Regions from separate parts of the Homo sapiens genome. Here region 1 is linked to region 2. The links are chromatin loops, found by intact Hi-C in ENCODE. Cell type or tissue: PC-9. All regions are shown on one strand. Links, peaks and the distances in the headings refer to the core of each region. The heading gives the core; the rest is flanking DNA. Region 1 overlaps LOXHD1 (lipoxygenase homology PLAT domains 1). Region 2 has its middle 52 kb from the start of ARK2C.

Evidence for each region. Peaks named below come from ENCODE experiments on the same cell type or tissue, not always from the same donor. Only the 100,000 strongest peaks of a DNase experiment are listed, where the experiment ranks them.
Region 1: a loop joins it to region 2, with 22 times the contacts of the local background. A loop is called at or near these places in 35 of 110 quality-filtered maps.

The regions. Positions count from the first base shown.
Region 1 is chr18:46,517,576-46,520,380 of GRCh38, reverse strand. It overlaps LOXHD1 (lipoxygenase homology PLAT domains 1), which reads left to right. Exons shown (of 41, transcript NM_001384474.1): 34 at 2,125-2,252. Among named protein-coding and RNA genes, the nearest start is that of LOXHD1, 140 kb to the left of the region's middle. In PC-9, for the core only: a CTCF peak has its summit at 1,705 (motif pointing right); no DNase peak of the experiment used is centred there; H3K27me3 peaks cover 2,373 bases.
Region 2 is chr18:46,280,163-46,282,967 of GRCh38, reverse strand. No RefSeq gene overlaps it. Among named protein-coding and RNA genes, the nearest start is that of ARK2C, 52 kb to the left of the region's middle. In PC-9, for the core only: CTCF peaks have their summits at 1,337 and 1,536; a DNase peak (open chromatin) is centred at 1,577.

The sequences.
Region 1 (2,805 bases), core at 290-2,789, 240 kb before region 2:
AACAGAAGGCCCCAGCCCTTATCTCTGGTACTGAATCAAAACCAATGGGCTTCTTGGACCAGGTCAGAAGCTGTCCCACAAAGGTGAGAAGAAATCACCTGGACCTGAGTGTGCTCTGCCTACATTGTATATGGAAACAGAAGTGGGGCTCTAAAAACCTTGACAGGCAGGAGTGTGGGGGCCTGCCACTCTCCTGCCTCTCGCCTGCTAGAGACTCAGAGAGCAGCACTTTCTATAGCGCACATCCTTCCCCTACCCCCCAGACATCTCCATCTGTGGCCAGACGGATGGTGTGGGTGAGCACACAGTTCATCCAGGGACCTCCGCCTGACCCACTTCCCAGCCTGTGTGTGCCTCTGTGCCACCGCCCAGCACACATGCACACCCCACGCAGTGCAGCTGCAGCTCCCTTGGAGCCCTTTAGTCCAGGAAAATCCAGACCTACACCCGTTATCCATGGCACAAAGGAACACAGGTTTGTCACTTTACAAAGAACTGCAGGGTTCTTTGGGCTGGCCATCTCCCCAGGACACCTGGTATCAGACTAGAATTACAAGAGCACTGTTTCTGTCTCTTTTTGGAAGCACACTTATTACATAAAAAGAGATGTATCTGTGTAAAGGAGAGAAAGATGGATGCAGAGAACACAAGAGTCGGACGGACCAGCTCTCAGGGGCCAGTCTCCATGGGGCAGCTGAAGCACTCATTTTGATCATTCTATTTTTTATGCCTGCCTGGATAAGAGCAAAAAAGTGTCAGGCTCGCACTTTTGTTCCCAGTGGCTCCTCCTGCCCATCATGAATGCCCTTGTTGGGTGGCCTAAGGGGATTTTCTTGGTAAAGCAAGAGGCTCTTCATCCATTCCCTCAGCAAACATGTCCTGAATTTCTCCTGCGGGCCAGGCCTGCACAGAATACTTCAAACCTCACAGTGTCCTGGCAGAGATTCTAGATGCTGCCAGAAAAGCATGCAACCCCCACCAGGACAATGATGGGAACATGACCGCTGTGATTAATAGCTCCGGTTTGGAGGTCCAGGCTTCTGGGTAATGGGGACCAGGCCCCTGCACAGGTGATAGAGGAATGTAGCAGCCTCCAGAGAAGGGACACACTGGACCAGGTACGTTCAAAGGAGACAGTCAAGATGGCCCTTCCCCAACCGTGTGTCTGAGCCTCTCCTGAACCTTCAGACTTCACTGTGAGTCCAGGGGCACTTGGTGAGAAGGAAGGGAGTAAGAATCTGGGACCAAAGAACATTCTAGAACATCAGTGTAAGTGCTTTCTCTTGCCACGAGGCTGCCTCACAGAGGAAGAACCGAGGTGGGGGCTTGGTGAAGGCACACCAGGAAGAGCAGGCTGCGCCTCACCCTCCAGTGGAGACAGAGGGCAGACATTCTCTTTGGAGCACACCTCAGGCTAAATGGCAAAACCCCAATCTCAAGTGAACATCATGGAACTAGGGGATTGTCTCACTTCTCCAGTGGATTGAGGCAGTGCTCCCTCTGTAAGAATCACTCCCGATGGCACCCCTCATTCGCAGCTGCAGGGCATGTGCAGGCTGTGGCATGAAGGGGAACTGACACCCAGAGCTTTGGCTGCTGCTTGGGGCTGCACAGGTGGCAGGCTCAGCACCAGGTGCCATGCGAATTGTCAGCAGCTCTCACTCTGCAAGGGAGCTTATCCCTATTTTACCACAGGGGAGCAGAGGCTGGTGAGGTCGGGCATCTGCCCGGGTCTAACAGCCAGCAGGTGGCAGGTCTGGGATTCACATGGAGCTCTGGAGGGCTCCAAAGGCCACTGTCCTGCCACCATGCGCTGCTGGCATGCCTGGACTTAGGTTGGAATTCAACTGACAGCGTCAGTTAACGCCAGGCTTTCCATCATGTTTCTATTGCAGAAGGGCTGTCAGAACTCCTTTCTAGGGTGGGACTGGGCACAGTGGGGTATATAAGAGAGTGACAAGGCTGCCTTTTGCTGTCCAGGCATTTACAGTTGATTTGAGGAAGGGCTCTTTCCAGAGCTGTGGAACTTGGACAGTGTGTCTCTTTCTCTGGTGAGACTGAGGCAGGTCAGGTGGGGTTGGAGGGTGAGGCTGAGACTCAGCACCTGCATTCCTCTCATGGCAGGTTCTCTATGAAATGACGGTGTGGACAGGGGATGTGGTTGGCGGGGGCACTGACTCCAACATCTTCATGACCCTCTACGGCATCAACGGGAGCACAGAGGAGATGCAGCTGGACAAAAAGAAAGCCAGGTACCTGGAGGCGGCCCCTGCCCCTCACCCCTCCCACATTCAACTCTCCCCCTCTGCCCCACCCTGCCTTCAGCCAGGCTGATTCTCACATGCCCGCTGCAGACCATGAGGCCTTCCTTCCTCTGCCTTTGTCTATTCTGTCTCAGTACCTTTCTCTTTCAAGGGCCAGCTCAAATCTACCTCCCCCAGGAAGTATTCCTTGATCACCTCTACCCATAACATTTCTTCTTTCTTTCATTTGGTACTCAAAATTGTTTATTGTAAGGTTGGTAGATTAGTTGATGGTATTGTATCATTGTTAATGTCTTGGTTTCATTAACTGTACTATGGCAATATAAGATGTTAACATTAAGGAGAGCTAGGTGAAGGGGGCACAGAAGCTCTATTCTATTTTTGCAACTTTTCTGTAAGTCTCAAATGATTACAAAATAAAATATAGTCAATTTTCAAAACATTAAAAAAAGACTGAACACCTAGTATATGCCAGGCACTGACTCAGGCACTGAAGAGATGATATAACCAAGAAGACAAGGGTCCTTGTACTTACACAGCT
Region 2 (2,805 bases), core at 284-2,783:
CTGGGCCTTTAGCTCAATTTATGATTACAACGCCCATACCACCAGTGCCTTCTATATGTGCTTAATCCTCACGGAAACCCCGTGTGGAAGAGGAACAGAGAGGTTAAGTGACTTGTCTGTGGTCACACAGCTGGTAAGGGCGGAGCAGGATTCGCACCCAGGTGACTTATTCCCATAGCCCAGCTTCTTTATTTTTAGAGACAGCGTCTTGCTCTGTCACCCAGCCCAGAGTACAGGGACATGATCATAGCTCATTGGAACATTGAACTCTTGTAGTCCAGCTTCTTAACACTAGATTATAGTCTCTTCAGAAATGTCTATGGACACCAGTGGCCTCCTAGCCCTCCACATTCCCCTCCAACGTATGTTCACTATCAAGTCCCAACTGCATTTAAGGTTTCTGCTTATCTGACACCCCTCCACGAAGCTTTCTCTGGTGCCCCACTGTCCAGGTTTGGGTTAGGGTAGTGGTTCCCCTACTTTAATGCACACTGGAATTACCTGGGAATCTTTGTAAAAATCCTGCTGCCTGACTCCCACTCCTAGACATTGCGATTAAATCAGTACAGGGCGCACCCTAGACAAAAGCTCCGTAGATGACTGTAACTTGCAACAAATCTGGTAACAAAAGGCAGTGCAGTCATTCTGAAATTGGAGCAGGCATCAGAATTACCAGGAAGGCTGATGAAAACAGATTGCTGGGCACGGCCCCAGACTTTGATTCTATACATCTCGGTTAAGGTCCGAAAATATACATTTCTAGCAAGTTCCCAGGTGAGACTGCTACTGCTGTGGGTCCAGAGACCACATTCGGAGAGCCGCTGAGCTAAGGAGTCCTCCAGGTGCCCAAATGATCCCAGAGCACCCGGTGGTCATCGCCACCTAAGCCCTTATCACATCTATTCTAATTGTCTGTGTGCTCCTCCACTACCCCGGCCAGGCCACAGCTTTCTCTGTTATCTTTGGTAACCAGTGTCAACAGAGGTTGGGTCAATGAATCCACGAGACACCCAGGCAGGCTGCGCACTCCACAGCAATCCTTGTTTCTAACTGGAAAAAGTTAGAAACTGAACGCCTCCTGGGGGCAAGCACTGTCCTAAGCACCTCACACCAACGGCCCCTTAATCTTCACAAGCACTCTACAAGTAGGTGCTACTACCATTCCATTTCAGAGACCCTCAAGGAAACCTGAACACAGAGGGGTGGAGTAACCATTGTGCTGGGAGGCCCTTTATCAGGTGACCCCAAAGCTCTCCCCCACCACCGGACCCACATGCCCAGTCTAGACTCCCAGTGGGTTTCCGAGTACAAGTCTCCATCTATTGGTGGGTTGTGAGATCAACCAGTGGGTGTAAGCAGCATCTTTTAAATGACCCAATCTGGCAGACCTGAACAGAAATAGACAAGAATACACTCAGGTAGTGACAGTAAGTGTTGTTCAGCAAAACATCCATGTGCATAAGCCTATACTGGCTCATGATATAAAATCTATGTCTGACTGTGAATCATAGTCAACAAAGTTTTCAAAACATTAGCTTAGAGAAACAGCCTCCAAATCTCCAAGCAAGTCCTCCGTTCTCCTGCCAGAGACGGAACTAGGGAAGAGCTAGGTTGGCCTCTGCTGGGCACTGCCGGGACTGCATCATGAGCCTGGTAAAGTGCCCCTGGGCAGGAGGGCTCTGCTCTGCGTGGCTGTGGAGAGGGAGTTCCAGTTTCAAAATACAAAATAATAATAATAATAATCAAATAAATAAAATAAAATGTTAATTCATTTTTATTTCCAAAACAAATTCTTCCCTGGCCATCAGTCCCACACTGTCTCCGCTGTGGTCGATGGCTTTGTCTGTAATCATTTCATCTTCTCAGGTAGAGCAGAGGCTCCTGAGGGGCCCCAGGGATTTGTGTCTCCACCCAGACCACTGTGGCTGGCTGACTGGCCAGCATGGAAGAAGGAAGCTGTTGAATCATTTAGCTCATCATGTAGAACCATTTAGCTTATGATACTGAACATCCAAGCAAGAAATATTAAGGCCTGGGCCTTTCTCTTGTTGCAAAATCAAAGACGGGATATAGTGTGTAAAATATATTAAGTAGCTGACCGCGCACAGTGGCTCACACCTGTATTCCCGGCACTTTGGGAGGCCAAAGCAGGAGGATCACTTGTGGCCAGGAGTTTGAGACCAGCCTGTGCAATATAGTGAGATCTTATCTCCTGCCAAAAAATTGTTTTAAATAGCCGAGTGTGGTAGTTTGCACCTGTAGTCCCAGCTATTCAGGAGGCTGAGGTGGTGGGGATCACTTGAGCCCAGGAGGCAGAGGTTGCAGTGAGCCATGATGGCACCACTGCACTCCAGCCTGGGTGGCAACAATGAGACCCTATCTCAAAAACATATCAAGTAGCTACTGAGGCAGGTAAGCATATATCCTATATCACCAAATCTTTGTTCCCACCTCACTATACTCACTTTACAGATGAGAATACCAAGGCCTAAGATAATAGGCTGATAAGTAGAGTAGCAAGTTCCAGAAGCCAGGCCTCTGGACCTCTAGGCCAGTCCTCTGGAGACAAGCAGAGGGGGCAGGGTTGGCCGGGACCCTCTTCCCACCTGGGCCTTTCATTTGCCTCTACCTTTGCTGTGCCTTTCAACTCCCTACAGTGTCCCTGGCAAAGCTAATTCCTTACAGATGAGACTATGGTCTTTGAAGAGTGGGGCCTTCCCAGTTGAGACCTCTTTGAGGTTCCCAAACCCTAACTACTCAATTTGTGGCCTTACAGATAGTACATTTTCACTATTTTTCACAATA